Regions from separate parts of the Mus musculus genome. Here region 1 is linked to region 2. Evidence: chromatin contacts called from ENCODE Hi-C or POLR2A ChIA-PET data. All regions are on one chromosome and are shown on one strand. The core of a region is the stretch at or near the end of the contact, and the rest is flanking DNA. Distances in the headings are between cores, read along the strand shown.

Region 1 (2,969 bases), core at 226-2,725, 210 kb after region 2:
CCCTAAACTGTGCTGTGTGAAACCCCAAATTCTGGGTTGGTTTCTGTTATTATTTTTCCTGATTTTTTTAATGTTGTTGTGTTTTTTTAAAGATTTATTTATATGAGTATACTGTAGCTGTAGGTGTCTTCAGACACAGCAGAAGAGGGAATCGGATCCCATTCCAGATGGTTGTGAGCCACCATGTGGTCGCTGGGAATTGAACTCAGCACCTCTAGAAGAGCAGTCAGTGCTCTTAACCACTGAACCATCTCTCCAACCCCATGCTATTGTTTTTTAATATGTGTGTCTGTGTGTGGATGTGTGTTTGAGTGCAAGTACCCACAGAAGCCAGTTACAGGTACCTGTGAGCCAGGAGCTAGCTAGTGTGGGAGCTGGAAGCCATATTTGGATCTTCTGAAAAAGCAGGAAGTGCTCTTAAACCTCTGAGCCACCTCCGCATCCCAGATTCTGGGTTCTAAGTTGTTATCCAGGGTTTGTTTTCATTTTTGGTGGGTTTTGGTTTTAGTTTTTTGGGTTTTGTTTTTATTGTGTGTGTGTGTGTGTGTGTGTGTGAGCCCGCGCTAAGCTGTTCAGGCTGGCCTTGAACTCAATGTGTATTTCAGGCAGGTCTAAGTTGGAGGCCAGTTTGGTCTACAAAGAGAGTTAACAGCAAGGGCTACACAGAGAAACCCTGTCTTGGGAGGCAAAAAAATGTAAACATGACAAGGTACAATGACTGTCATAATAAGAACACATTAAAGGCTTGCTAATTCATTAAGAAAAGAATGACTTCCTTAACTATTGGAAGAGAAGTTATCAAAACCTTTCTTAGATCTGCTATCTTGAAAGCGTTTCCATGGAAACGACCATACATACAACATTCAGTCAAAAACATACCAAAGAAGATTTCAAGTCACTCTGTCCTAAATCATGGGCAGGAGATAAGCCTAGCTTGGTGAGGTACACTGAAATCACAGCATTTGGGAGGGAGAATCAGAAGGATCGCTACAAGTTCGAGGTTAGCCTGGTCTACATAGCTAGTTCTGAACCGGCCAGGGGCCCTAAGGCTACACATATGATGGCTCTAACACTAGCCATGTTTAAACACCATGCTTGCCCTATTTTCAAGGAAAATGCACTTAAGTTTAAAACTTTTTCTAGAAAGAAAAGTTGGGGAGGTTCCGATAGTCCCGCAACATTTTATTAGGACATGGCTGAAGTATATCCACTGTCCCATTAGCCAGGGACAACTTCCCCAGTGACTATCATTCTTCACCGTACGAGGGAAGGGGTGGGTTTCCTGGCTGGCACACACTCCTCGCATGAAAGCGCAGTGGGTTTATTAACTCTGCAAAAAGTGGGTGCTAAAAACGGAAGAGCGCAGGACCCGGCATCTGAACACTTCACGGGGACCGGCCACCTCCCGTCCGAGGCGCAGCTTTCCACCAGGAGCCGACCGGCTCGGGGTCAGCCCCGCGCTGGGGTCAAAGGTCAGCGCCTCGGCGTCCCCGAGGCCCCAGCGGGACCTCCGAGAGGCCGGACCCAGCCGGTAGCGGGCGATCGAAGGCAGCGAGGCGGACTCTGAGGTCCCAGGCCCGACCCTCCCACAGCAAGCGGCCCCAGCAACCGCAGCCCTCCCCTTGCTCTGTCACCCGTGTCGCCGCGGCACACTCAGGCCCCGCCCCCAGGGCCGCCTCTGCGTCCAGGCCTAGTAGGGCGGACCCGCAGAGGTCGGCCAGGTTCGAGGACCCGGCAGGGCCCGCGCCGCTTACCGAGCCCCCGGCTTCTCTAGCACCCTAGCAGCTCGCAGGCCTGCTCGCTCCCGACTCCGGCGACGCCGCCACTGCTCCGGAATCACGGGCGCGTTCCCGACCTCCCGACACTTTTCCCCCAGGCCGCCGCTCCCCGCCGGGTCCTAAAACCCTCCGCTCTTCAGGTTCTTTCACGCCCTCTTCCTGAAGCGGGTTCAGACCACGATTCCCAGCAAGCATCGCAAAAACTACAACTCCCAACAGACACCGCGAGAGAACTAGCCCTTCACCTGAAGTCACTGGCTTTAAATCGGCTCTAGTAGAGGTTTGTTGTTGTTGCTGTTTTCGTTATTTTAAATTCTGACCAGCCTACAACCCAATCTTATGGAGGTATTTTCTCATTTGGGGTCCCCTTCTCTCGGATGATTATTCCTGTATCAAGCTGACAAAAAATTATCCAGCACAGGTGAGAGCGAGGAGCTGCAGTCTAGAAGAATATACATAGCCATGCACGATGTGTCACGTCTGTTAATCCCAACCCTTGGGAACCAGAGATAGGAGGATGAGAGGTTCAAGATTAGCTCCATCTTTATAGCAAATTCAAGGGCAGCCTGTGCAACAAGAAACCTTGTCTTTTTTTTTTTTTTTTTTTTTAGGTTTTCCGAGAAAAAGTCTGTGTAGCCCTGGCTGTCCTGAAACTTGCTCTGTAGACCAAGCTGGCCTCAAACTCAGAGATCCACCGGAGAGAGACAGAGAGATACAGTCACAGAGACACACTGGAGATATGGCTTAGCAATTAAGAACACTGGCTATTTTCACAGAGGTCCCAGGTTCAATTCCCAGCACTCAGAACTGTCTGTTACTCCCATATTCCTGTAACTCCCATCTTTCTCTGGCCTCTATGGGCACCAGGCACACACAAAGTACACATAGATAAAGGCAGAGCATCCATACACATTAAAAAAAAAAAAACAAGGGGAGAGAAAGAGAAGGAAATGGAAGAGAGGGAGAAAGGGGAGGGAGGAAGGAGCCATGCCTTGAATAATCGGGGTAAATGATTTGTATTTAGTCATTAGGTGCAGTTTCCAAAGGCTCTAACTCTTGGTCAAGAGATGCAAGGGTAGCCAGGCAGCAATGCTGCATGACTTTAATCCCAGCACCCTGAAGGCAGAAGTAGGCAGATCTCTGGGAGTTCTAGACCAACCTGATCTACAGGGCAAGTCCCAGGGCAGCCAG
Region 2 (2,700 bases), core at 47-2,546:
CTTTCACTGAATTCTAACTCCACATAACAGATGCTCTGAGATATGATATACTGGTATTTACACACACTCCCAAGTCAAAAAAACAGCAATTGTTAAAGGATGATACTTTTCTGGGCTACAAGTGAGTCTTAAGAGGTGAAGGAGGCTTACAGGCTAACAAAAATAAATAAATAAAAATAAAAACAAAACAATTTCCTAAGCCTGAAGGAATCTGTAATATAATAAGCTGACTGCGCTCCTTCACGGGTAAAAACGTGCCTGTGAGGGCTGATTTTTTTTCCCCTTACAAGGATAGGGGCGGGGGATGGGAGCGCTGCACAAATTTCAACTGAAAGCAGGCATCTCTGCGGACTAAGATCCCAAGGTACAAAGAAGTGAAGCCCACAGCCGGACCACAGGCTCCTTCCTTGCCACCGCCTCCTCCTCCGACAAATCTGTGTGGCTCTAAGCCAGAGGAGGGTGGGGTCAGGCTCCTCCATAGCCCGGAGTCGCCGAAGCCGTGACATAGCGGAGGGTAAAGAAGTGTGCCCACCGTCTGTCTCCTCCCCGTAACCCCGTGTGAGCAATGACGGACGCCTCCCGTCCTGGGGGCGGGGAACTGCGGGAAAAGTCACCAGCACGCCCCTCCCGGGGACGGAGGCTGAACACCTACGCGGGACTGGAAGGCCAACTCACCTTCCACGACACCGCACAGGAACCTGCGGGCCCCTCCGGCCGCCCCGACCACGGCCGCAGCCCCGGCTCCCGATGGGTTATCTTCTCCGGGGGCGGGAGCTACCGACTGCTCCAACGAAGCCCCCGAGGCGGCGGCAGGGTTGGCGTTGCGCTCGCTCTCCCGCTCCTCCAGCGCCGCCTGGCTCTCCTTCTGCACCATCCTCCTGCCGCCGGCCACCGCTCCCCTTCGGCCTCGGTCCGTTGGGCCAAAGGCCCGGAGCCCTGCAAAGGGGCCGCGGCTCCGAACGCGCGCCTCCGGGGCTCCTTCCCCTCCCCCTCCGCCCTTCCCCCTTCCTCTCGGCGGGGGCCCGGAGTGCCCGGATGAGAAGGGCGGCGGCACCGGCTCGAGCCCTTTGTCAGCCGCTGCCTCGCCCCGCGCTGGGAGCCGGGAGCCTAAGCGGAGGGCGAGGCAGCCGCCGCGTCTCCACGGAAGGAGGACCGAGGAGGCGCCTTCGCTCGTCCTCCACGCCCGCCGCCCTCCGGACAGCCCGGCGTCTCCGGCTCTCTTCCCCCACCGGAGTCCCTAAGCAGCTCCTGCCGCTGCCTCTGCCGCCCGCTTCCTGTTTATCCGCACTGCGCCTGCGCTACAGACCGGCTCAGACCGGTCCCCAGCCCGGCTCCCCCGCCTTTCCTTGGGATAAGCCCATTGCGCTTTATTTGCTAGGGGAGAAAAAGGACAAAGGGCGCCGTGAACACCGCGGAGGTGTGCGGCGGTGGGACGTACCATTTTGGCTCGCCACCCTCCGGGATGAGCGCCACACTCTGGGTCGGACCATTACCCCACCCGGAGGAGGGGAACATGGGAGAATGCGGCCGGCCGGGGAGTTTGGGAGGAAGGGGGGGGGGGGGGGCGGAAAGGAGGTGTTTACCCTCTCAATGCGCAGGCGCCGGGACGATACTTCTAGTTCTTAAAGTGGTAGGAGACACTGACCTACTTTGGAGATTGTTGTACCAGTTTGGCTCATCGGGGCTGCCTGACCCACGTCTGCTTCTGTGAAGACACCATGCCAAGGAGCTCAGCTCACGCCTCTGTCCTGACTCATTGTTTCTTCTATCCTGTCTTCGGAGTTAACCGTGTTTTAAATTGAGCAGTCAACTGTTTTATTGAGTTTGCCTCATCCTGGGCTGTTGGGACCATTATGACCTCATAATATGGTTAAAACCTGCTGTTACGTCTCTGCCTGATTGAGCCCTACGTTTGTTTTGGGAGAGGCTGTGGTATGAAATTCACCAGACTACGTATGGAGAAGAAAGACTGCATTCCAAGCACAGGGAAAACAAACGTCTAATAAAAGTAGAAGAGAGTGGAAGGCGAGTTTGTTATGGCGATGGAGAGTGTGCGGTGTGCGTAAGGGACATGACCCTTTTAGCCTTAGCATCAGCATTTCCAAGGAAACCCTGCCTCTAAGGGCTTGCCTCCTGTACTCTAAGGGCTTGCCTCAGAGTACACTTGACATTTTGGTTCCTTAAGGGATCTGCCAGCCAGGCGATGGTGGCGCACCTTTAATCCCAGCGCTTGGGAGGCAGAGGCAGGCGGATTTCTGAGTTCCAGGCCAGCCTGGTCTACAAAGTGAGTTCCAGGATAGCCAGGGCTATACAGAGAAACCCTGTCTCAAAAAGACTAAAAAAAAAAAAAAAAAAAAAAAATCTGCCCTGTTTGGGAACAAACCTCTCATGTTCAATGTTAAGAAAGTAGTCAAACTATTGCATATGCCAGAAAGATTTTGCTGAAGGAACCCTGTTATAGCTGTCTCTTGTATGAGGCTATGCCAGTGCCTGGCAAATACAGAAGTGGATGCTTACAGTCTATAAAATGGAACACAGGGCCCCCAATGGAGAAGCTAGAGAAAGCACCCAAGGAGCTGAAGGGGTCTGCAACCCTATAGGTGGAACAACAATATGAACTAACCAGTACCCCCAGAGCGCGTGTCTCTAGCTGCATATGTAGCAGAAGATGGCCTAGTCGGCCATCACTGGGAATAGAGG

The links. A loop is a pair of places that touch in the nucleus more often than their neighbours do. ChIA-PET counts read pairs that join two places held with the same protein, here RNA polymerase II (POLR2A).
Region 1: a loop to region 2 is called in a map of T-helper 2 cell, with 3 times the contacts of the local background. The contact joins the promoter of 4930505N22Rik here to the promoter of Oga in region 2. A Hi-C loop is called at or near these places in 2 of 37 maps with a recorded cell type or tissue (T-helper 1 cell and T-helper 2 cell). POLR2A ChIA-PET finds 5 or more read pairs at or near these places in 3 of 5 experiments (Patski and embryonic stem cell).

The regions. Positions count from the first base shown.
Region 1 is chr19:45,996,662-45,999,630 of GRCm38, forward strand. 4930505N22Rik (RIKEN cDNA 4930505N22 gene) reads left to right here and starts at 1,476. Exons shown (of 2, transcript NR_152221.1): 1 at 1,476-2,058. Armh3 (armadillo-like helical domain containing 3) reads right to left here and starts at 1,827. Exons shown (of 26, transcript NM_198296.2): 1 at 1,755-1,827.
Region 2 is chr19:45,782,257-45,784,956 of GRCm38, forward strand. Oga (O-GlcNAcase) reads right to left here and starts at 1,297. Exons shown (of 16, transcript NM_023799.4): 1 at 676-1,297. The coding sequence starts at 874.